2 separate regions of the Homo sapiens genome follow, and region 1 is linked to region 2. Evidence: chromatin loops called from intact Hi-C (ENCODE). Cell type or tissue: tibial artery. All regions are shown on one strand. Each heading gives the region's core, and the rest is flanking DNA. Links, peaks and the distances in the headings are about the cores only. Region 1 has its middle 25 kb from the start of EPB41. Region 2 holds the start of TMEM200B (transmembrane protein 200B).

The links. A loop is a pair of places that touch in the nucleus more often than their neighbours do. Peaks named below come from ENCODE experiments on the same cell type or tissue, not always from the same donor. Only the 100,000 strongest peaks of a DNase experiment are listed, where the experiment ranks them.
Region 1: it touches region 2 in a loop (6-fold over the local background); 36 of 110 quality-filtered maps call a loop at or near these places.

Annotation. Positions count from the first base shown.
Region 1 is chr1:28,883,799-28,895,723 of GRCh38, reverse strand. It overlaps a transcript of EPB41 not described here. Among named protein-coding and RNA genes, the nearest start is that of EPB41, 25 kb to the left of the region's middle. RefSeq lists silencers at 7,857-8,206, 8,347-8,566, 8,577-8,866, cis regulatory regions at 10,606-10,645, 10,258-11,162, 11,599-11,616, 11,591-11,630, 11,406-11,925 and enhancers at 10,801-10,850, 10,243-10,923, 11,535-11,679. In tibial artery, for the core only: a CTCF peak has its summit at 8,708; DNase peaks (open chromatin) are centred at 8,803 and 10,542; H3K4me3 peaks cover 1,979 bases; H3K27ac peaks cover 4,101 bases.
Region 2 is chr1:29,119,940-29,131,864 of GRCh38, reverse strand. It overlaps TMEM200B (transmembrane protein 200B), which reads left to right and starts at 7,962. Exons shown (of 2, transcript NM_001003682.4): 1 at 7,962-8,009; 2 at 10,017-11,925. The coding sequence starts at 10,037. The coding sequence ends at 10,960. EPB41 (erythrocyte membrane protein band 4.1) reads right to left here. Exons shown (of 21, transcript NM_001376013.1): 21 at 11,824-11,925. RefSeq lists enhancers at 5,969-6,828, 6,829-7,688, 7,689-8,548 and a silencer at 10,228-10,607. In tibial artery, for the core only: a CTCF peak has its summit at 7,245 (motif pointing left); DNase peaks (open chromatin) are centred at 7,134, 7,474, 8,744, 9,404 and 3 weaker places; H3K4me3 peaks cover 3,546 bases; H3K27ac peaks cover 3,837 bases.

The DNA of each region.
Region 1 (11,925 bases), core at 6,832-11,831, 240 kb after region 2:
CTGAGGTCAGGAGTTCGAGACCAGCCTGACAAATACAGTGAAACCCCATCTACTAAAAATACAAATATTAGCCAAGAATGGTGGTGCACGCCTGTAGTCCCAGCTACTTGGGAGGTTGAGACAGGAGAATTGCTTGAACCCAGGAGGTGGAGGTTGCAGTGAGCCGAGATGGCACCACTGCACTCCAGCCTGGGTGACAGAGTGAGACTCCATCCAAAAAAAAATAATAATAATAATTTGGGCCCTGGAGTGAGCAGGCTTGGGTCTGAGCCCCAGCTGTACCCCTAAAGAACTGTGGGATTCTGGGTGACTCACTTGACTTACCCAGTGCCATGAAGCGGGGATAATAATGCCTGCTTCAGAGGGTCTCCTAGGTCACTAGGAGGAATGCATGAGATAATGTGTCTAAAATAGCATATAACCAGCCCAGCCCATAAGAAATAGCCAATAAATGGCAATAATACACATGATGACTAGTGAGTCCCAGGCTCCCTGGGCCACAGTGGGATGTAATTCTTCAGGGCCCTCCCTAGAGTCACCTCAGCCAGAGCCAAATAGCATTATGGATAATAATGCCTAATCCACCTATTTTCTAATTAAACAATTCTTCAAGGGAGGTGTCTTTTAATAACCCTACTTTACAGGTAAGGCAACCGAGGCAGAGAAGGGGTTACAGAACCAAGTCACACAGCGAGAGTGGCAGAGCTGGAACCTCCACTCAGCTCCTCCCACACCAGGCAGAGCCCAGCCCTTATCCCAGGGCCCTGGCCAGTCTGCTGGGAAGTTCAGGGGCTCCTTGGATTCCAGTCCCAGCTGGGTGAGCAGTTAAAAGTAGGAGAAAAAAGCCAGAAAGAGGAACACATAGTCCCCTCCCAGAATCCCAGAATGAGCCCAGGGCTGGGAAGTTACCAAATGGGGCCCTGTGTGGGCTCTTCTCATCAACTCCTTCCCACACCTATGCGGGGAAAGTGTTGTGATATGTACATCACAGATGAGGTCTCCAAGACTCAGGGAAGAGCATGCCTTGTCCAGGGTCACACCTGGACAAGGAAAAGTGGCAGTACTAGAAGGCAGAGTCCCTCCCCATCCCTCCCATTTCTGCCCCAGATCTTCCCAGCTGCCTCTCTCTTCTGATGAAAACTAGAGGCTCTGTCACTCCCTCTCCAGGAAGTCCAGTTGCCAGGCCCCTCTCTGTGCTGATTGATACATGCTTGGTACTTGGCCCCTTACTAAGTTCAGAAGACCCAGAGCTCACTTTACCAGAGCCCTGATCCCCAAGAAAGTCACAGTCTATTGAGCAAATAGGGAATTCACATTCACTGAGCCCCTATCATGCTGGGCCCTTTATATCCATTAGCCATTTAATCCAATACAAAGCACATTGATAGGTATACCATAAACAGTCAATAAATATCTTCATTCCTTTGGAAACATTCAGTGAGCACCTACTACGTGCTACTATACCCTAGGCGCTGAAGATACAGCACCTGGTGAACAGATGAACAAAAATCCCTGCCCTTGTGGGGCTTACATGAATAAAAGAACAAATATACTTGTGTCCCATAAGTATTCATATTCTTATTTTGCAGACGTGAAACTGAGATGCAAAGAATCACCCACCTGTATGCAACAGAAAAAGGATTCTATTCCAGCCCAGTCTGCCCCAAAGACCTTTGCATTGTATCATGTGACCAAAAAATCAGCACCCAGTGTGTTTAATTGGTAGGCCCTGCTTATGGTAGGATCCTAAAATCACAGAGTGCCCTCTCTCAGCATTTCCACCCCTACCCCCGGGCCTCTCTTTACGCCTCCCAGTGGCCTCAGAGCCACAGGACATGCATTAAAATCAGCTCATGTGGCAGTCATTAAGTCAAACCATTACTCACCCAGAAGCAGCCGTCGGGGTCACGCAGCCAGTCCAGGAGAGGCCATGGAGCCATCACCGCAGTGGCACATGGAAGCAAATGACAGCAGTGAGACACACAGCACAGCCAAAGAAAAAGCCCTTTGGGTCCCCTTCTTCAGCCAGGGCCTGAGCCAGGAGGGAACCCTGCCCTCCCTCTGCCTCTGGGGTCTTGCTGGGGCAGACGCCCTAGTCAGCAATAATCTGATAATCCACCCTCAGCTCATCAGGCCTCCAGGGCCCAGCCCACTAGAGGCAGCAGCGTCCCTGTGAACAAACATTAACTGAGCACCTGCTGTGTGCCAGGTGTTGGGGATACAGCCTGAAGAAGACAGACATGGCCCCTGTACTTATGGAGCTTACAATGCAGTGAGGAGACAATCATGTAAATAACTACTGAATTACAACTGTGATGATTGTGTCAAGGAGGAGACTTTAAGAACCTGGGCCAGCCGGGCACGGTGCCTCACACCTATAATCCCAGCACTTTGGGAGGCTGAGGTGGGAGTTTTGCTTGAGCTCAGGAGTTCAAGACCAGCCTAGGCAACATGGGGAAACCCCATCTCTACAAAAAATATGAAAATTAGGTGTGTGTGGTGGAGTCCCACCTACTCAGGAGGCTTAGGTAGGAGGCTCCCTTGAGCCCAGGAGGTCAAGGCTGAAGTGAGCCGTGATCACCCCATTGTACTCTAACCTGGGCGACAGAGTGAGACCCTATCTCAGAATAAAAGAACCTGACACTTGTAATCCCAGCACTTTGGGAGGCCGAGGCAGGCAAATCACTTGAAGCCAGGAGTTTGAGACCAGCCTGGCCAACATGGTGAAACTCCGTCTCTCCAAAAATACAAAATTAGCCTGGCATGGTGGTGGGTGCCTATAATCCCAGCTACTCAGGAGGCTAAGGCACAAGAATTGCTTGAACCTGGGAGGCAGAGGTTGCAGTGAGCCAAGATCGCACCACTACACTCCAGCCTGGACAACAGAGTAAGATTCTGTCTCAAAAAAAAAAAAAAAAAAAAAAAAGAACCTGGGAAAATCCTGACTTCACTATTTATGGCTCTACCTTTTGTGACATTGGGGCCATTTGTTTTGTTTTGTTTTGTTTATTTGTTTGTTTGTTTGAGACAGAGTTTCCCTCTTGTTGCCCAGGCTGGAGTGCAATGGCGCAACCTCCGCCTCCTTGGTTCAAGCGATTCTCCTGTCTCAGCCTCCCAAGTAGCTGGGATTATAGGCGCATGCCACCGTGTATTTTTGTATTTTTAGTAGAGATGGGGTTTCATCGTATTAGTCAGGCTGGTCTCAAACTCCTGACCTCAGGTGATCTACCCACCTCAGCCTCCCAAAGTGCTGGGATTATAGGCTTGAGCCACCACGCCTGGCCTCGTTTTTACTTGTCTATGCCTCATTTATTCATCTGCAAACTGGAGATAATATTAGTATCCACCTCACAGGGTTGATGTGAGGATTAACATGGGTCAATACATGTAACACGTCTGGAAGGATGCTTGGCACACAGTAAACCATTCAGAAGCGTTTGCTACTATCATTACAGGGGCTGTTGGCATGGGTTTTGGAGGGACCCAGCATGGGTGAGGGGTACCACCTACCTGACAAAGTTGCTGTAGGGGGTTAATGATACAATGAGAGGTGAAGTTGAGTACAATGCCTGGTACCGGCAACTGTGCAATAAATGGTGGTGTTATTCTTTTTTTTTTTTTTTTTTTTTTGAGATGCAGTCTTGTTCTTATTGCCCAGGCTGGAGTGCAGTGGCACGATCTTGGCTCACTGCAACCTCCGCCTCCTCGGTTCAAGTGATTCTCCTGCCTCAGCATCCCGAGTAGCTGGGATTATAGACGCCTGCCACCAACCATGCCCAGCTAATTTTTTGTATTTTTAGTAGAGACGGGGTTTCACCGTGTTAGCCAGGCTGTGTCGAACTCCTGATCTCAGGTGACCCGCCCACCTTGGCCTCCCAAAATGCTGGGATTACAGGTGTGAGCCACCATGCCCGGCCGGTGGTGTTATTCTTAGGGCTTCTCTCCAGCACAACTCCTGGATAAAGCATCTCAACAGAGGAGCTGTCAGAAATGCTCCCACCACCACAAACACAAACCCGGAACTGCAGCTTTGGACTGAAAAATGACCAGCAACCACATTCTCACCTGATTTTACAAATGCCTCATCTCCTTTAACCTTCACAACAACCCAGGAAGTGGACAAAGGAGAAATTGTTACTATTCCCACTTTAAAGATGAGGACAGTTAGGTGAAGGGACTCTCGTGTGTCCTCAGGGGTGCCACTTCACACCTCCAAGCCTAGTTAAGTGGCCAACCCAGGATTCTAGCTCATATCTGCCTGGATTTTGTTCTCCGGGTTTTCCCTTGGTTTATTTCCCTTCAGTCTCTGGGGTACTGGCTGAACAGCCCCAGACAAGCCTTTGAACCTCTCCAACCTCAGTCTCTTCCTCTGAAATAGCTATCAAACAGCTGGCCCAGGATCCAAGATGTTCCTGACCCAAACTCTTCCTTCACAGACTCAGTCACTGTCACTCCAAGCTCTCCTCTAACCCTTTATCCTATTGCTGACCTCAGCCACTAACCCAGGGGTCAAGGAGTGTCTACACTCATTTAAGTCCATGCTTTACAGATGAGGCAACTGAGGTCCAAAGTTGGCCACATACCCAAGGTTGCCTTTCAGTGCCCAGTCTTGCACCTGGGCAGTAGCTGCGTGGGGCTGCCCCTCTGGGGAAACCCCTAGTGGGCCCTGGCTGACCTGGAGGTTGCTCCCTCTGCCCCTTTCTCTCTATGCTGGCCCCAGGGGCCACCCAACAGAGGCAGCACAGCTTGTTCCCCAGTTCCCCAGCCTCAAGATCCCAGAGCTCAGAGCTTTGCTCCAGCAGGGGTCAAACAGTTCCACAGGTAAGGGCTGAGCAATGTGGGCACCTCAGTACCCGTGGGGTGGAGGCTCCCACTCTTAGTTAGGTCTGGGCTTTGGAGTTGAACCTAAGTTCAAATCCCAGCTCGGCCACTTCCCAGCTTTGTGACTTTGGTCAAGTCTGTTCAGCTCCCTAAACTCCTGCAAAACAAAGATAATATTTCCCTCATGAGATTGTAAGGATTGAATGAGTTAATGCAGCGTATTAAAGGCTTAGAACAGAATGCTGTGCATAGTAAGTGCTTAACAGGCAGTGGCTGTAATTATGATTAGAGAACACGGGCCAAGAACAGGACTTGTGGGCCCGTCATACTCAGCCTTCATCTTGCTCCATCCTATCCCCTCACGTGGAGTGAGAGTAGGGGGTAGACTAAGTCCCAAACTAGGTCCCGAGGCTATAGTAATAGGCGCTGGAAGACCCGTAGAGACTTTAGACTTATCTCCCCTACTCATTTCACAGAAAGGGAAACTGAAACCCAGGGAGCAAAGTGACTAGCCTGCAGACTATAAAGGAGTGGAATCCCACCCCCTTTAATAAATATCAGAATCAGCCAGGCACGGTGGCTCACGCCTGTAATCCCAGCACTTTGGGAGGCCGAGGTGGGCAGATCACCTGAGGTCAGGAGTTCGAGACCACCCTGGCCAACATGGCAAAATCCTATCTCTACTAAAAATAAAAAAATTAGCCAGGCATGGTGGCAGGAGCCTGTAATCCCAGTTACTCAGGAGGCTAAGGCAAGAGAATCGCTTGAATCCAGGAGGTGAAGGTTGCAGTGAGCTGAGATCATGCCACTGCACTCCAGCCTGGGCAACAGAGTGAGACTCTGTCTCAAAAAAACAAAATAAAATAAAATAAAATAAAAATAAAAATAAAAATAAAATAAAATATCAGAATCTAAGGCCCTGGGAAAATTCTGAACTCCCCTATCCCCAGGAACTGTCATACAGGCCCATTCTGCAAACCCCTAACAAATCTCAGGACACCATAACTCTGTGGTGAGCCCTCTGTGAGTATCCTGTTCAGGTCTGTGGCTGGCAGACCTGTATATGGTGCACAGTACGTGCTCAAGAAAGGCTTAGAGAATAACCGAATGAAGCTCGGTTTGGTTCCACACCTGGGCTCAGGATTCCTCTCCAGGAGTCCCTCCTTGCACCTCCCCTCCTCACTCCCACCACCCCAGCCTCTGTCTCACCCTGCAGCCTAGGTTCCATCAGCTGGGCCCAGCCCCAGCCAACAGAGGTCTGGACCTCCATGGGGCCTGCACAGCGTCAGCATCTTCCTAGCCAGATGGATGTTCCTGCCCAGCACGGCCAGCCAGTCTCCTGGCCATGGTCCATTCTGCAGAGAGGGTGCTGGTCCTGCCCTGACAGGGCTCTACCCGCACTCGTCTGGGGAGTAAGGCGGCCTGGGTGGGAGCTTCTGTTGGCACCTGGAGCCTACAGGAGGGAGGCCAGCCCTGGTCTAGGAGGGATGGGCCAATCAGGAGACAGCCAGTGTGGCCTCAATGAGTATCACCCATACACCCAGGCACTCCACCCATGCCCCATGTTGCTGAGACCTGGCAGGTGTTGCCTGGCTCTCCTATACATACAGCGGAAACCTCAGGACTTCCCCACTCCATTCCCTTCTTAAAACACACTACTGGCCTGCTATCAGACCAGCTACCGTTCTGGTCTGCATACACATTGCCTATTTGATGCTGCTTATGCCTGCAAGGTCCGGATTATTGACAAAGTACAAGCCTGGGACTCAGAGAGGTGAAGTGACTCATGCAGGATCACACAGCAGGAAAGTGGAAGGGTCAGGATTCAACCCAGTTCTGCTGTGTGCAGAGCCTACTGGGCACTGGATGTCCCCTTTCATCCCTCCCTCTGCTCCCTTCAGCTTCTGGCTCCCTTTCTTCTCAAGCCTCCTACCTCCTTGCGCAAAGTTTCTCCTGGCTTAGAATTAATAATTCCCGGCCTGGCGCGGTGGCTCACGCCTGTAATCCCAGCACTTTGGGAGGCCGAGGTGGGTGGATCACGAGGTCAGGAGATCGAGACCATCCTGGCTAACACGGTGAATCCCCGTCTCTACTAAAAATACAAAAAATTAGCCGGGCGCGGTGGCGGGCGCCTGTAATCCCAGCTACTCGGGAGGCTGAGGCAGGAGAATGGCGTGAATCCGGGAGGCGGAGCTTGCAGTGGGCCGAGATCGCGACACTGCACTCTAGCCTGGGCGACAGAGCGAGACTCCGTCTCAAAAGAAAAAAAAGAAGAAATAATAATTCCCACCTCACACCTGCTTTAACGCCTTATTTACAGTGATTTCCGAAGTGTCTGTCTGACACCCCGGAGAGCCTTCAAGGCAGGGAGTGTTCCCAGTAGGTGCTCCTTAGACTTGCGGGTCTGTCATTCTATCTCCACCCTCCTCCCCAACATGCAGAAGTCCCTTGAGCCTCCTCCTGCAGATCCCTTCCCCACCCAGCCTCCTGCCAAGACCATCCTCCAGGCCTGAAACTGGGTGGAGGTAGGGAGCTTGCTGAAGCTCCGGGGCGCGTGCCAGGGCTCTGGCCCCTCCCCAGCCCCTCCCGCTCCCCTTCAATAGCTGAGGACCTGACCCTGACGAGACACTAGGCAGCTCTCACAGGGACTCCCAGTTGCCCTAAGCCCAGCCCCAGCCAGGTTCTGTCCAAGCCTCCTCCTTCTGGAGGAAAGGGCTCCAGAGGCGGAGAAGGGGTCGTCCGTTCCCGGACCCAGGAGCTAAGGGTCCTAGAATCATCTTCCCCAACCCTCCTCTCTCCTCCCCACTCCTGGAGCGAGCTCGGGCTCGGGTTGGTCTGGACAGGTCCCTGCCTCCAACTAGCTGGAGAGGAGGGGTCCTGTCCCACCCTGAAGAGGTGGGGCCTGCCGGGAAGTGTAGGTGAGGGCGAGACAATTCTTGAGGAAAGACAGAGGACAGAGACAGGAAAAGACAGCAAAACAGAGACGACAGATGAGAGATACAGGGAACCCAGAGATGAGAGGGAACCTGAGCCTGAACCGGACAGAGAGACCCGGGAGACCCAGACAGAGGGAAGTCCCCTAGACCAAGCCTGGCAGGGAGGGTGTGGGGCTGGCGCGACGGCCGGGGGGGCCACCCTGGCGGGCACAGCCGGCGCCCCAGCTGGCGGGTCGGTTCCTGGGTCCGGAAACTCAAAGTCAGTTACGTAAGGGCCGGAGCGGGGCGCGGGGCTCCAGGCCCCGGAGCCCCCTCCCGCTGCTAGCCGCCAGCCCGCTCCAGCGCTGCTGCGGGCCCGGCAGGAGCATGCGGGGCCGGGCAAGGCGGGGCTAGGGGGCGGCCGGGGGCTGCGCCGACCTGCAGGGACTCTCCCGCGGACACCGAATGCAGGACCCCCGCCCCAGACAGCCAGGACCGGCCGGACCCGGACGTGTCTAGCTCCGGATCCGAGCTCCCGGACCCCCTCTCCAGACTCCCACGCCCCTCCCTGCACCCTGAACTTTAAGATGCCCAGACTCCTTTGGACCCCAAGTTCGGATTCTGGAATTCGGGACCGCTGGACCCCTCAGCCCTGGACCCTTCGACCCTGGTCTCGCCTCTCCCGGGACGGTCCGAGCCCTTGGGGGTAGGTTCTTCTGTCCCTAACCCCGTCCCTCCCGGGGACCGAGGGTCGCCCCCCAGGTGGTCCAGGCTCACCTGGGCTGGGTGCGGCGGGGACCGGGCCGACCGCGTTCTGGCTCCGCGCCGCTCTCGCCCTTTAAGAGGTTCCTGCCACTTTGCCCCGCCGGGGCCTCCACCTGCACTGACAGGGCAACTCCATCGTGAGGCCCCGCCCCGCCCGCTAGGCCCTCTGATTGGCGCAGGCAACTGCCGATCAGCGGGGCGGGGAGGGGGAGGCCCGGGCAGAGGAGTGCGAGAGTCGCAGTTGGGAAGGGGCGGGGGCTGCAGGTGTAGCCTCGTCCGGCGGGGACACTGAGCCGGGGGCTGCTTTGATAGACCCCAGAGGTCAGGGGAGGGAAGGGCAGGGAGTTCCTGGATTGACTGGTGTGACGTCATATGACAAAAGTGTGAAGCAATTTGACACGTGGTACTGCTCCTAAGGTTACTAGGTAGAGGGGTTGGTCAGAGGGGATCTAGGGAAGTGACCCTGAGGAGACTCACCTGGATCGCCTGTCCTACCACTTCGTCCGGCGTGACCCTGAACAAGTCACTTCTCTGGATCTGAATTTCGTCAACCATAAATCTTACAATGTTTTCCTGAGAATTAGCGATGTAAGTTAAATGTCAAGCATAGGTCTGGTACACAGTAGGCGTTCCGTAAAAGCGAGTTCTGGATCCTGTCGTGCCCGCCTTGCCACTCTTCTCAGTGACTTTTCCCCTCCTGATGGTCCACTCCATCAACGCTTCCATGGTCACTGGCCGAAGTCTCATCCCCTCCCTCCCATTTCAGGCCTGAGCTGGCTTACATATGCCCATGTCAGGAAGCTCACCACCCGGCAGAATGGCCTCTTTCATTTTAAAACTAACCCTGACACTTCAAAAGCTCTTCGTCACAGAATCATAGGATCATAGAATATTCCAGGCCAGAGCACCGTGGAAAACTAACCCTTTCTTTGGACAAATATGGCAAACTGAGGCTCGCTGAGGACAAAGCCTTCCTCTGAATGTAGTGATCTTCCTACTAAATGGGGTAACTAGACTTCCTGTGTTCCAATCCCCAACGCTGCCACTTCCTAATTGAGTTACTTTGGGTGAGCTACTAACTCTCTCCAAGCCAGTTTCCTCCTCTGCAAAGTGGGGTTAATGAAAGTATTTTCCTCAAGGGTTGTGGCAAGAATTGAATGAAAGAATCCATGTCAAGTGCTAAGAACAGTGCCAGTCCCAGGGTAAGCATGCAATAAGCATTAGCATTTATTATAATTATTGATGTTATTGTTATATTGATACATAACTGAATTAAAAGTCATACATTGACTGACTCTCCCCCCCTCCAAATTCACTGAGGACTTCTCTGAATCAGGTCCTGTTTGAGGCTTCAGGGCCCTGGTTCCTGCCTTCAAGGAGCCCATAATCTAGCAGAGGAGGGTCAGACTGAGCCCTTTGACTGGGGAGATGTTTTCTGATGGAGGGAGGTGGGCTTCAAGGGACTAGAGAAGTGTTGGATCCTTCGACCAGAAATCAGGACACTTGAGACCCTTTCAGTCTCTATCCCTGTGAATCCCCTGGGGAAGCCTGGTGCGCGAGCACACACACGTGCGCACACACACACATAGACAACCAGGCTCCCAAGCACATTGATGTACCTTTCACTTGCCTATATCACACCTGCCCACCAGACAGTATTGCCCAGGGGTTACGAGGTAGGGATTTGGAGGCAGGTGAGTCTGGGTTTTGGGCTTTGGGGCAAGGCACCCGCCCCCCACCCTGGGGTAAAATGAGATTAATAATAGTGCTAACTTTATATAGAGCTGTTGTGATGGTTAAATGGGAGTATGTGAAAATATATTTGCAAATAGTAATTAATCTAGTAGTATTTTTTAATTCCTCTCACGTGTACTCTTGCACCCAGGAGAGTGCAGGCTGTGAAATTTTTGATTTGGCCTCTGCAAACAGTGGCTCCTCCCCCAACCCCATCCCCACCCCTGACTCAATCAAAGGGCTAGGGAGAGGAAAACCCCAGCAGTCAGGTGGATGGGGTGATTCTAAAGAGCTGCTGTGGGCCCTGCCCCCTCCCTGCTGGGGCAGCCACGTGGCTCTAGCTCTGTTGGGCTGAGCTGCCTGTGGGTGACTCAGCAGTGCCAGTGCCTGCCCCAGCCTGATAAGAGTGTGTGTGTGTGTGTGTGTGTGTGTGTGTGTGTGTGTGTGTGTGTGTGTTGGCCAGGGAGGGCTCTGCGTTTCTGAATTTGTGCGTGGGGAGTGCATTTGGGAATATGCTTGTGATCCTGTATCTCCTGTTTCTGTGCATTTGTGTATGTGTATGTGTAGGGGGGTGTGTTTTGGTGCCTGTGAGGGTGTGCCCCTGTTTGTGAGTTTATATAGAGGGTGTGAATCTGTGTCTGTCTGTGTCCTATAAACAGGTTGTCCCCTGGGCCTCAGGCCCTGGGACCTAGAGAGCTCTGCCCTGTCCCACAGCCCCTCCACCCAGGCACCTGTGTGTGTGTTTCTCGTTGAGGTGACTTGTGCACTTGTGTGGGTGAAGGCCTTGTGTGGCTTTGTCAGTCACTGAAGCGGGAAAGCTGTCACTCCCTGGACTGCAGGCCCCCTGCCCCATGGCCTCTGCCAGTGACATCATAATCTTCGCCTCCATCCCCAGACTGCAGGGAGCACTTTGCTACCTGAGATGCCCCCGTCAGCAGTGACCTCTTGAAGAAGCCACTCACATTTAGCGATCCTGGTTCTTTTACAGGCATTTGCTCATTTTATCTTATTGAATCCTAACAGCCAAAAATGTTCTAAAGAGCTTCTGAGGCTCAGAGAGCTAAAGTGGCAACCCAAGGTCATACCACTCTTTTTTTTTTTTTTTTTTGAGACGGAGTCCTGCTCTGTCGCCCAGGCTGGAGTGCAGTGGCGTGATCTCAGCTCACTGCAACCTCTGCCTCCCAGGTTCAAGCAATTCTCTTGCCTCAGCCTCCCTAGTAGCTGGGATTACAGGCACAGACCACCATGCCCAGCTAATTTTTTTTTGTATTTTTAGTAGAGACGGGGTAAGTAATAGAGGGTGTGAAGGTGACAGGCAGGGGGCAGCTTTCCTCCCTTGGCTGAGCATTCAGTTCCCCGGAGCCTGTGGGGCGCTGATAAGCTTGGGGGGTGGAGGAAGGAACCTGTTTGTGTCTCCCCCCGCTCCTCTGAGAAGGCCTGGACCTCCAGGAATTCCTTATCCTGTCAGAGCCTGGGCACTCCCACCAGCTTCAGATGGGCTTGAGGTGGGTGATAAAGAAGGCAAGGAACAGACAGGTTGGGGGCGGGGAAGTGCACACGTGGGAGCCTCTGTTCCTTCAGCAGCGCTTCATTGAGCGAATTATTAAAAGTTGAGACTGACAAAGGGGCAGAGAGTCACAAGACCAGGCCACAAGAAATGGTAGAGAGGGAGAGGACTTTCAGGCCCAAG
Region 2 (11,925 bases), core at 4,688-9,687:
ACCACTGCACTCCAGCCTGGGTGACAGAGCAAGACCCTGTCTTAAAAAAAAAAAAAAAGAATTTGAAAAAGGCCACAGATATGAGGTAGAACATCAGAGCTCAGTTAATAGAAGCAGAAATAATAACAATAACAATAAAGGCAGCTAAGGTTTATCCGGCACCTCTGGCAGGGCTCAGCGATCTCTGACGACCCTCTGAGATGGGTAATTGGCAGGTAGTCTTGAGAGGTGACAGCATGCTGGCAGTCCTCACAGCCCTCGCTCGCTCTGGGCGCCTCCTCTGCCTGGGCTCCCACTTTGGCGGCACTTGAGGAGCCCTTCAGCCCGCCGCTGCACTGTGGGAGCCCCTTTCTGGGCTGGCCAAGGCCGGAGCCGGCTCCCTCAGCTTGCGGGGAGGTGTGGAGGGAGAGGCGCGGGCGGGAACCCGGGCTGCGCGCGGTGCTTGCCGGCCAGCGCGAGTTCCGGGTGGGCGTGAGCTCGGCAGGCCCCGCTGGCTCTGGGCAGTGAGGGGCTTAGCACCTGGGCCAGCAGCTGCTGTGCTCAATTTCTCGCCGGGCCTTAGCTGCCTTCCCTCCGGGCAGGGCTCGGGACCTGCAGCCCGCCATGCCTGAGCATCCCCCCTCCCTCTGTGGGCTCCTGTGCGGCCCTAGCCTCCCCGACGAGCGCCGCCCCCTGCTCCACGGCGCCCAGTCCCATTGACCACCCAAGGGCTGAGGAGTGCGGGCACAGGGCACGGGACTGGCAGGCAGCTCAACCTGTGGCCCCGGTGTGGGATCCACTGGGTGAAGCCAGCTGGGCTCCTGAGTCTGGTGGGGACTTGGAGAACCTTTATGTCTAGCTAAGGGATTGTAAATACACCAATCGGCACTCTGTATCTAGCTCAAGGTTTGTAAACACACCAATCAGCACCCTGTGTCTAGCTCAGGGTTTGTGAATGCACCAATGGACACTCTGTATCTAGCTACTCTAGTGGGAACTTGGAGAACCTTTGTGTCCACACTCTGCATCTAGCTAATCTGGTGGGGACGTGGAGAACCTTTGTGTCTAGCTCAGGGATTGTAAACGCACCAATCAGCGCCCTGTCAAAACAGACTGCTGGGCACTCTGTAAAATGGACCAATCAGCAGGATGTGGGTGGGGCCAGATAAGAGGATAAAAGCAGGCTGCCTGAGCCAGCAGTGGCAATCCTCTGGGGTCTCCATAGCAATCCTGTGGGGTCTCCATACATATTGTGGAAAATTTGTTCTTTTGCTCTTTGCAGTAAATCTTGCTGCTGCTCACTCTTTGGGTCCACACTGCCTTTATGAGCTGTAACACTCACGGGGAAGGTCTGCAGCTTCACTCCTAAAGCCAGCGAGACCACCAACCCACCAGGAGGAGCGAACAACTCTAGACGCGCCGCCTTAAGAGCTGTAACACTCACCACGAAGGTTTGCAGCTTCACTCCTGAGCCGGGAAGACCACGAACCCCACCAGAAGGAAGAAACTCCGAACACATCCGAACATCAGAAGGAAAAAACTCCGGACACGCCGCCTTTAAGAACTGTAACACTCACCACGAGGGTCCACGGCTTCATTCTTGAAGTCAGTGAGACCAAGAACCCACCAATTCCGGACACAGTTTGAGGCAGAAACAGGCCAGAGAAGTGAAGCGTCTGCCTGAGGTTATGGGGGCATGCCTCCTGAAGCAGTCAGCTGTGGCTTCTTCCACTTTTGGTGGATGAGTCTTCACCCCAACCCCTGAGGCATCTGGATAGGGCCCAGGGCTGCTTCCTTTCTGGTCCCTAACAGCCAGCCCAGAGGATGTGGCTGAAGAGATGCAATCAGTAGCCTCAGTCTCACACTCTACAGGGGGGAGAAGCGAGCACCAGCTGAAGGCCAGAAAAGCCATCCCTCAACTGTGCTGTGTTTGCTGCTACCAGAGCTGAGGGGTTTGATCCTAATAGCCCTCCATAGAGGAGGAAACAGAGGCATAAAGAAGTAAACTGGCATCCGGGCGTGGTGGCTTATGCCTGTAATTCCAGCACTTTGGGAGGCCGAGGAGGGGAGATCCCAGCACTTCGGGAGGCTGAGGCAGGAGAATTGCTCAAACCTGGGAGGAGGAGGTTTCAGTGAGCCAAGACAGTGCCATCGCACTCCAGTATAGGCAACAAGAGCAAAACTCCATCTCAAAAACAAACAAGTAGTCTGGACCAGGTGCGGTGGCTCACACCTGTAATCCCAGCACTTTGGGAGGCCAAGGTGGGTGGATCACATGAGGTCAGGAGATCGAGACTAGCCTGGCCAACATGGTGAAACCCTGTCTCTGCTAAAAATGCAAAAATTACCTGGGCGTGGTGGCACATGCCTGTAATTCCAGCTACTCGGGAGGCTGAGGTAGGAGAATGCTTGAAATCAGGAGGTGGAGGTTGCAGTGAGCCGAGATCACGCCATTGCACTCCAGCCTGGGCAACGAGTGAAATTCCATCTCAAAACAACAACAACAAAAACTACACCAGGTGTGGTGGCTCACACCTGTAATCCCAGCATTTTGGGAGGCTGAGGTGGGTGGATCACCTGAGGTCAGGAGTTCGAGACCAGCCTGACCAACACGGTGAAACCCTGTCTCTACTAAAAATACAGAAATAGCTGGGCATGGTGGCCCATGCCTGTAATCCCAGCTACTCAGGAGGCTGTGACGGGAATCGCTTGAACCTGAGAGGCGGAGGTTGCAGTGAGCTGAGATCGTGAGCGCAGTGAGCTGCACTCCAGCCTGGGTAACAGAGCGAGACTCCATTTCAAAAAAACCCAAAACGAAACAACAACCCCACCACACCTGCTTCTGACCTTGGCTCTGCCACTGACCAGCTGTGTGACCACAGACAGGGCCGGACCTGGTGAAGCTGTTTCCACATGTGTGATACAGGTGAGTGCTGTGCCAGGCTCACAGGAGTGTCTTGTACTCTGAAGTGATGGGTACAAAGGTCCTGGTAGCCAGGGCAGCTCGGTGAGATGGTGCTGTTCCTACTGTTATCCCTCCACCAAAGGACTCAGGCAGGAGGCTGGCATCACCCTGTCCCACAGGAGGGTCTCATCTCCTTGACCTTCCCAGCTTTACCCAGGCTCTGCCTCTGCGTCTTCTCTGGGCTACAGAAAGCCATGGAAATGGGGAGCTCATTCTCCCTCAGGCTTCTCCAGGAGCCCAGATTCACCCAAGTCAGAGGTTTTATGCAGTGGGAGATGGATTTGGGGTTCACATTTCAGGACCATTGCCCTCTAAGATCCTGAGTCCCAAATAGGACTTTGTGACCATGGGGCTTGAAGCCCAACTCCACCATTCCTTAGCTGGGTCACCCTGGGCAAGTCATTGCCCCTCTCTGGGTATTGATTCTGCCCTTATATAATGGGGCATTGAGACCGGGATTCTGGATTCTACTTTCCAATCATCTCTCCCTGAATTGCAAGCCAGTCCTACCTGCAAAGGGCTCATGACAGAGGCAGGGGTGGCAAGAAGGGCTGGGACTTGCCCAGCACCCAGCGGACGACTCAGCAGCAACAGCAAAACCAGGCTATGCTCTCCCCTTTGAAGCTGGGCTCCAAATTCTTAGTTGAGGCTGTGGTGTCTCTGGATAGGAGCCGTAAGGCACAGTGTCCAGAGACCACCTTAGCAGCAGGCTGTGTCCTCTGAGCCCTTCCAGCCACCCTGAGACAACGACTGGAGCCCAGGCAGCCCAGATGGGATGTTCCTAAAGTGGGGATGAGAGAAAATGAATTTGCAGGCCCCACTGTTCCATGGCCCGGAGAGGGACGGACATGCAGGAGGCAACAGCCATTCCTTCTGCGAGGTGGCTTCTGGAGAGGACACGGAGCCTCAGGTTGGCAGGGGCTTCGGGGTCACTGAATCAGGTTTCCTGTTTCCACAGAGAAGGTTAGGGGAGAAATGTTCATCCCCTGGTCCCCAGGGGACATCTCATCCAGGCCTTCCAAGTTCAGAAGTGGAGTCCAGGTCACACAGATGCCAGGGCAGATTCAGGAAGGGTCCTGGCCTCATGGGAGCAATCAGTGTCCCAATATTGAGGCCACTAGCAGCCCACACATCTGCACATTCACAGGGCCTAACCAAGCAGTCCTGGGGAGGGTCCCTCCAAAGAGAAGTGGGCACTGATCAGCCTGGCTGTGCCTGTGGGCAGGTCGCTTTGCCTCTTCCAAACCACATATGTGAACTGGGCATAGCACTGACCTCCTGGAGCTCTCAAGAGAATTAAACAGGACATCTGGGAAAGGGGGCCCTTCCCTCCTCTGCCACCCCAGTGACCCCAGGGAAGGTTTCTACCCACCCCAAACACTACCCTCTGTACCTGAAACGTCATGATCAGAAGAGGGAGAGGTGTTTGCTGGAACCCACTTTGTGCCAGGCACTCAACATGTGAACCCTTTCTTAAATTTTTTTTTTTTTTTTGAGACCGAGTCTCACTTTGTCACCCAGGCTGGAGTGCAGTGGTGCCATCTCGGCTCACTGCAACCTCCGCCTCCTGGGTTCAAGCCTATATACCTCTTCTCTAAATCCTCTCAGGGTCCATAGAATCCTTTCCTGGACACTAAGTCTCCTTTGAAGAACTCATTTGTTTCCTTATTTGGTCATCTTTCTATTATACAAGCTTTTTTTTTTTTTTTCCTTTTTAGACAGAGTCCGCTCTGTCACCCAGGCTGGAGTGCAGTGGTACCATCTTGGCTAACTGCAACCTCCACCTCCTGGGTTCAAGTGATTCTCCCACCTCAGCCTCCTGAGTAGCTGGAATTACAGGAACCCACCACCGCGCCCAGCTAATTTTTTTTTTTTTTTTTTTTTTTTGAGACACAGTCTCGCTCTGTCGCCCAGGCTGGAGTGCAGTGGCACGATCTCAGCTCACTGCAAGCTCCGCCTCCCAGGTTCACGCCATTCTCCTGCCTCAGCCTCCCGAATAGCTGAGACTACAGGCGCCCACCACTGTACCCGGCTAATTTTTTGTATTTTTTAGTAGAGACGGGGTTTTACCGTGTTAGCCAGGATGGTCTCGATCTCCTGACCTCATGATCCGCCCACCTCAGCCTCCCAAAGTATTGGGATTACAGGTGTGAGCCACCGCACCCGGCTAATTTTTGTATTTTTAGTAGAGATGAGGTTTTACCATTTGGCCAGGCTGGTCTCGAACTCCTGACCTCAAGTCATCCTCCCATCTCGGCCTCCCAAAGTGCTGGGATTACAGGCATGAGCCACCAGGCCCAGCTTCTTTAAAAAAATTTTGAAACAGGATCTCACTCTGTCACCCAGGCTTTGCAATCATGGTTCACTATAGCCTCAAACTCCTGGGGTCAAGAGATCCTCCTGCCTCAGTCGCCCGAGTAGCTGGGACTATAGGCATGCGCCACAGTACCTGGCTAATTTTTAAATTTTTTTGTAGAGACAGGGTCTTGCTATGTTGCCCAGGCTGGTCTTGAACGCCTAGGCTCCAGTGATCCTCCCTCCTCAGCCTCTCAAAGTGCTGGGATTACAAGTGTGAGCCACCGCACCCGGCCACAGGTGAACTGTTATTTAACCTTCAAAACAACACTGTGGGGTAGGTATTATTTCTCCCTTTTTACAAATGAGGAGCCTGAGACAGAGAGGAGTCCTTTCTTTCTCCTGCTGTCTGGGCCAGGGCACCTGGCATGGAGATCAGGAAGGTATTCGGGCTGAAGGAGACACAGGCCTGCACACCCTCCTCTAATGGGGATGGCCAGCTGTGGGCAGACACTGTGCTGGGCACAGGGCTCCAGGGATGAGCAAGACAGACCTAGTCCTGCCCCCTCAGAGTCATGGCCAGTGGGGACACAGACAGGAAACAGACTCCACTCCCAGTGGGTTCAGTTTGCAGGTGCACAGGGAAGCTGCTGGTGTTGTGAGGGTGTACAACAGAGCAGGAGAGCGGGTACTGACCTGGTCTGGGGGCTGGGGGAAGGCCCAGGGTCTGAAGGATGTGTAGAAGGTGGCAAGGGCACGACCAGGGGGTAAGTGTTCCTGCCGGAAAGCAAGGACCAACCAAGCCCTGAGGGAGTGTAAGAGGCCCGGGGCCAGTTCGTGGAGACAAGAAGAGATTTCCAACTCGATTTGGGGAGTCACTGATGGTTTTAAGCAGGTAGTGGCAGGCTCAGATTCAGAGTGGAAACCCTTGCTGCCTGTCTGCAGCGCACTAGGACACGGGGAGGCAGGAGACCATGGGCTCCAGGAGGAGCCTGGACGCCGGAGCAGGACAGTGGCCATGGGAAAGGGAGAACGTGGCTGGCCCCAGATGAAAAGAGCAGGGCCCCCAAGGCTCTGTGAGTGGGATGAGAGGGGGAGAGGAAGGGGCCAAGGCTGACCCCGTGCTTGGGTGGACAAAGGGCCCTTCACAGAGCTGGAGGCAGGGGATGATCGAGGGGCCCAGGGAGTCAGACTAGAAGCCGGGCTTATTGGAGGAAGAGCAGTGGGCTGGGAGAGGCAGGCATGGAGTGGGATTGAGGGAGCCCAGGGGTGGGAGGGAGAGCTGGGAGGCGGAGGTGCGACCGCGGTGGGGTCAGTGTGCGGGGAGTGGACGAAGCGGAGGATTGATGGGGGCGGGGGTCCCAAGCAAAGATGCTGGAGGGAGGCCTCCGTGGAGCGGACCGAGACCTCAGGAGCCTCCAGTCGGACTGGGGAGGCAAGAAGGAGGCCCTGGCTTCGATCTCGCACACGGCCTCGCAGGGATGAAGCCCGGGAGCCGAGGCTCGGTCTTCCCCACTGTGGTCCCTCTGGTCCGCCCGTTACCTCACCGACCCCCCGAGGGGGCTTTTAAGAGCTGGAAGAGGGGGTCCCGGGGGGCACTGATGCACCCCCACTCTCCTCCGCCGACCCAGAGGGTGGGAGCTCAGGTTCAAGGCCTGGCCTGGCCGTGCGGCTCCGGGACCCGGCTCCGCCCCGCGTCGGGGGGTGGCCCCGGCCCCTGGCCCGCCCCTTCCTCGGGTCCCCTCCCTGTCCGCGGCGCGCAGCCGGGTCTCATTAGCGCCCCTCCCCCCGGCTGCGCGCCGGGGGTCTCCACGGCCGGGGGGAGGGGCGGGCCTTAATCAATCCTAGGCCGGAAATTCCTCCCGGGGGGCCCGGCCTGACCGCTGAGCCTGGAAATCGGTCGCCGCCTCCCCCGAACCCGCCCCCCGCATCATGGAAACTGGGCCGACCGCCGGCCGCCCTGGCTCCCCCGCTCTGCATTCCTGCCTCCAGGGGCGGGAGGGCGCGAAGGCCGGGCCGCCCCCTTCGGGCTCGCCGGCGGGGTCGCAGCTCTCAGCACCCTCCCCGTTATTGGGAACAAGCCCGCTCCCCCACTGGCGAAGGGGCGCCTGTTCTTAGGAGTACCCGGCGGCACATCCGCACCCCGTCCGGTCCTTTCAGCTACAAGGCCCGCCCCTCCCCGGGCGCTGCTTTCGCTGAGGGCTTTGCGGAGTCGCCCCGGGCTGGCCCTTGGCGTCTGGCTCTTGCCTCTCGGCATCTTGCGAGGCTGAAGCCTTGGTGCCCATTGCACAGATGAAGTCCGCGAGGTTCAGCGACAGCAAGGGCTGCGGGACCGGGGCAGAGCAGGGACTCGGGCCGCCTCCTCCTGGAAGCTCCCCGGGCGCCTGGGATGAGGGGCTCTGGGAAGCGGGGAAGGACGTGCGGGTGTCGGGGCTCCTGGGTCCCGGGTCTCAGTTTCCCCATGTAGGAAGGGGTCGCCTTTGTGGGCCTTTGCGACCGATGTAAGCTGGGGGTGGGAGAGTGGGGATGGCAGAACTCGGGCCACGGGTGCCCGGAGTCACCAGGCGCGCACAGGGCGCCTACCTGCGATCCTTTGACCTGAGCTGCCGCCTTTCAGCGGCGGTGGGGCCGGGCCCGGCGCGGGTCGGACGGTCCCGGGGGCTGGAGGCGGGGCCGGGGCGGGGCTGGGGCCGGGCCGTGGAGACCCGGGCGGCTCTGGAGCCTCCGCGCGCGGACTGGGACCCGGACCCGCGCGGCGCTGCGGCGCCAGGTGAGCCGAGCTGGGGTCCAGGGGTCCGCACTCCACTTTTCCCAACTTTTCGTTTGGTCCCTCCCTCCCTCCCTCCCTCCCTCGGTCAGGGCCCCTGGGGGCGGGAGCGCGGCCCTCCCGTTCCCCCAGGCGGGAGTGTGGACGCGGGCGGTGGCGGGACCCTGGAGTCCTGGGGACTCGGCCCCAGCATCTTCTGTCGGGCTGTGCGCTGTGTCCCCAAGTTTCCGCCTCCCTGGTGTCCCCAGCGTCGGCCCACTACCTCCACGGCTCGGGGTCTCTGAGCGTGTCCCCATGTCCCCACTCTGCTTGTTTTCGCTTCCCTCGCGGCAGCGACGCGCGGGGCTCCGGGTGACCTTGCTGGAGCCGGGGCTGAGAGCGCCAGTTCTGGCTTGAAGCGATGATCGCTCCTCCGGTTGCGGGCTGGGGAAAGGGCTGCAAACTCAGGGACAAGGAGGGGATGGGCCTCGCTTCCTCCTGGATACTCCCGTGGCTGTCCTGAGAGGGGTCTAGGGCTGGGGCCCCGGAGCCCGGCGTCGGACCTGGCAGAGCCCCCGCCTAGTGCGGGGTCGGGCAGTCTCCCCGGCCTCCCTGGGCCGTAGTTGCAATCTGTGAAACCAGGCTTTGGACGCGGGAGAGTGGCGGCTCCCTGCTAGGCCCGGGCCTTGAGCGCTCCAGTCGGAGGCAGGGATGGGTGTCCTGCTTTGAGGTTTGGGGTGCAGATGGGGCGTGGGTCGGGGAGCAAGGCCGCCTCCCCGAGGTTTCGGCTGCGGGCTCCAGCGCGGTGGTTCTTTAGGAAGCGGACGCGAGCAGTGAGGACGACCCTGGACAGCTAGGCCCTGAGCCTCCTCTCCTGCGGCCTGGGGCGCCTGGGCGGGGGCCGCGTCTTCTCCCTCGCCCTCCCTTTCGTGGGGGCCACACCGCACGCAGCTCGGCTACTCCTGCTGGGCCCGGGATCCAGGCCACAGGCCGCAGGCAGGGCGCGGCCAGCAATCGGGAGGGCTTAAGCTGTGCGGCCCGGATCCCGAGGCGCAGGGGCGGTGCTGCTCTGACCGGGCCACGGGCCACGGAGGCCTCGGGCGGAGGAGGCGGGAAAGGAGGCCAGGCGGCGGGAAAGGGGGATGATTCATCCGGAGGAGCCCGAATTGGAAACGTCGCAACCTGGGAACAGCCTTGCCCGGGCCGACGGGGGAGCCGGGAGGGCATCCGTCCGGCGGGGCCCAGCGCCCGGCACCGGCACCCCCGCCTGCTGCCGTGGCCCCAGCACGACCGCTGGGGGAGGGAGAGGCCTCTCATGCGTGGACTTGATGGAAATCTTGGGCGAAGTCGGCGCCGCCTCTCCTCCTCTGCCTGGCTGGTCTTGATCCGAGCGGTCTTCCCGGTGTCTAGCTCAAGTCGCTCCTGCTGCAGCTTCGCTGCGGGCGGAGGAGGTCTGGAAGGAGGGGGCGGGCAGGGAGAGGCTGGAGCCGGTGACGCCCCCTCCTCCCGCGCTGCGGTATGTAAAGCACAGTAGGGGGGAGGTGGGGCCCGGCGAGCGACCCCTGCGGACCTGGGAGGCCCGAGCGCCCCCGCCCCATTTGCTACGGTGCAGCCACGTGCGGGGGTGGGGTCGAGCCCGGGAGGTACTTACCCTGGAGACGCGGCAGCTGGGGGCCGCACGTTTCCCGAGGCCCAAGACCCGCGGGCTTGCGGACCGGACGCAGGCGGCAGATTTGCAGCCCGGGATGCGCCAGGGAACAGCCTGCGCCCCCCTCCCTCCTCTCCGCCCGCTGGCCGGGCCAACTCCGGCTTCTGCCGCGCGTGCCTGGCTCGGAGCTCCGCTGCGGAAAACCCGAGCGCGGGCGGCTCCCCGCCTCGCCGCCCGGGAAAATCCGGGGGTGGCCGCCAGGGATCTCCAAGCGGCCTGGGCTGGGCGGCCGGAGCTTCCCTCCCGGATTTGCGCCCCGAACCTGGCGCCCTGAAGCTAGAGGCCCGTCGGTCCAGTCCTTGCCTCCCATCTTCTCTCCGCAGAGCGCCCAGACGACGGCGAGATGACGGCCGGGAGCCCCGAAGAATGCGGGGAGGTGCGGAGGAGCCCCGAGGGCCGCGTCTCTCGCTTGGGCCGCCGCCTGGGCCGCCGCCGGCGCCCGCGCTCCCCGCCCGAGCCTCTGCGGGTGCGGGCGCGGCTGCGGCTGCGCTCGCCGTCGGGGGCGTTCGCGGCGCTGGGGGCGCTCGTGGTACTGGTGGGTATGGGCATTGCAGTGGCCGGCTACTGGCCGCACCGGGCCGGGGCCCCAGGGTCCCGGGCCGCCAATGCCAGCTCGCCCCAGATGAGCGAGCTGCGACGCGAGGGTCGCGGCGGGGGCCGGGCTCACGGCCCGCACGAGCGGCTGCGGCTCCTCGGGCCGGTGATCATGGGCGTCGGCCTGTTCGTGTTCATCTGCGCCAACACACTGCTGTATGAGAACCGAGACTTGGAGACGCGACGGCTCCGCCAGGGGGTGCTGCGGGCCCAGGCGCTCCGGCCCCCCGACGGCCCGGGCTGGGACTGCGCCCTCCTTCCCAGCCCCGGCCCTAGGAGTCCCCGAGCCGTAGGCTGCGCAGAGCCAGAAATCTGGGACCCGTCCCCGCGTCGGGGTACTTCACCCGTCCCGTCAGTGCGGAGTCTGCGTTCAGAGCCCGCTAATCCTCGCTTGGGGTTACCTGCCTTGCTCAACAGCTACCCGCTGAAGGGCCCCGGGCTGCCCCCACCCTGGGGTCCACGGACGCAGACTGGCCATGTGATCATCACCGTGCAGCCGTCTGGCTCCTGCATTGAACATTCCAAGTCTCTGGATCTGGGCCTTGGGGAGCTCCTCCTTGGGGCCCCAGCAGCTCGGGACTGTGCTCACCGAAGCTGGCCACGGCTGGACCGCCTCAGTCTTGGGGGCTATGCCAAATTGGGAGGAGGAGGGGACTTGGGGGCCCGGGTCTGAAGAGAGGGGAGACAGCCTGCTCTGAGGCTGCAGCATGGACCATGCTAATAGGACCAAAGGACCAGGAGTCCCAACGTCTAATAGATGTTTCAGTCACATCCCAGGCTGGGGATGGATGCTCTGACCACAGCAGCTGTGAAGGGCATCCTGACCTGCATGCGGGCAGAGAAATGCCAGCTGCACCAGGGCTCAGTGAGCTGGAGAGGGTGCGTTTCACTGTGGGGTGTGGAGGACTCGCCTCAGGAATTTCTTCAGCCTCTGTAAGTGGCCTTAGCCCTAACAGGGCTGGAGGTCCAGGCCAGGGTGACTGGGAGATGTACCCAGTGTCTTGGCAAACCCAAGAAAGTGGTGGGCAAGGGCCCCTAAGACTGGGAGGTAGGTTGGGATGTTACAGGCTGGGGCAGGCTCCCTCCAAGGCGGCACTGGTGATGGAGTGTGGGGCCTCTGGGAAGATGGACCACGGGATGAGACTCTCCACTGCCATCTGGGACGGGGACTGAGCCTTGAACTCCTACCACCTCAATCCCTTTCTTCCCTCAGCCATCTGGGGTATATCCCTCTAGAGCTACACTACTGCCAATGCCTTCATACTGAGTTCTGGGCCCTTCTGCAAATAAGTCTGAGAAGCCCCTTCTCTCCTTCCTTTATCGTGGCCTATGCTGCAGAATCTCACTGCAGCTGGCAAAAGGCATTGGCCAGCTCTCAGAAATCCCTTTACTCAACGTTGAAGCTGCATTTTGGTCAATGTGGGTAACTTACTTTAGAAAATGACTTGAGTTTAGGTCTCCCCCACCCATATTTAATTTTTCCCAAGTTGCTGGTAGAAGAGAAATTTAAAAGTGGATCAATCCTCACAGAGAGAGTTCTTTTTGTTGTTGTTTATTGAAAAAAATGCAATACAAGAAGCAAGACCAAACAGATATCTAAACACTACAACCACTTCTACTACGAAAGGCCAAAACAGC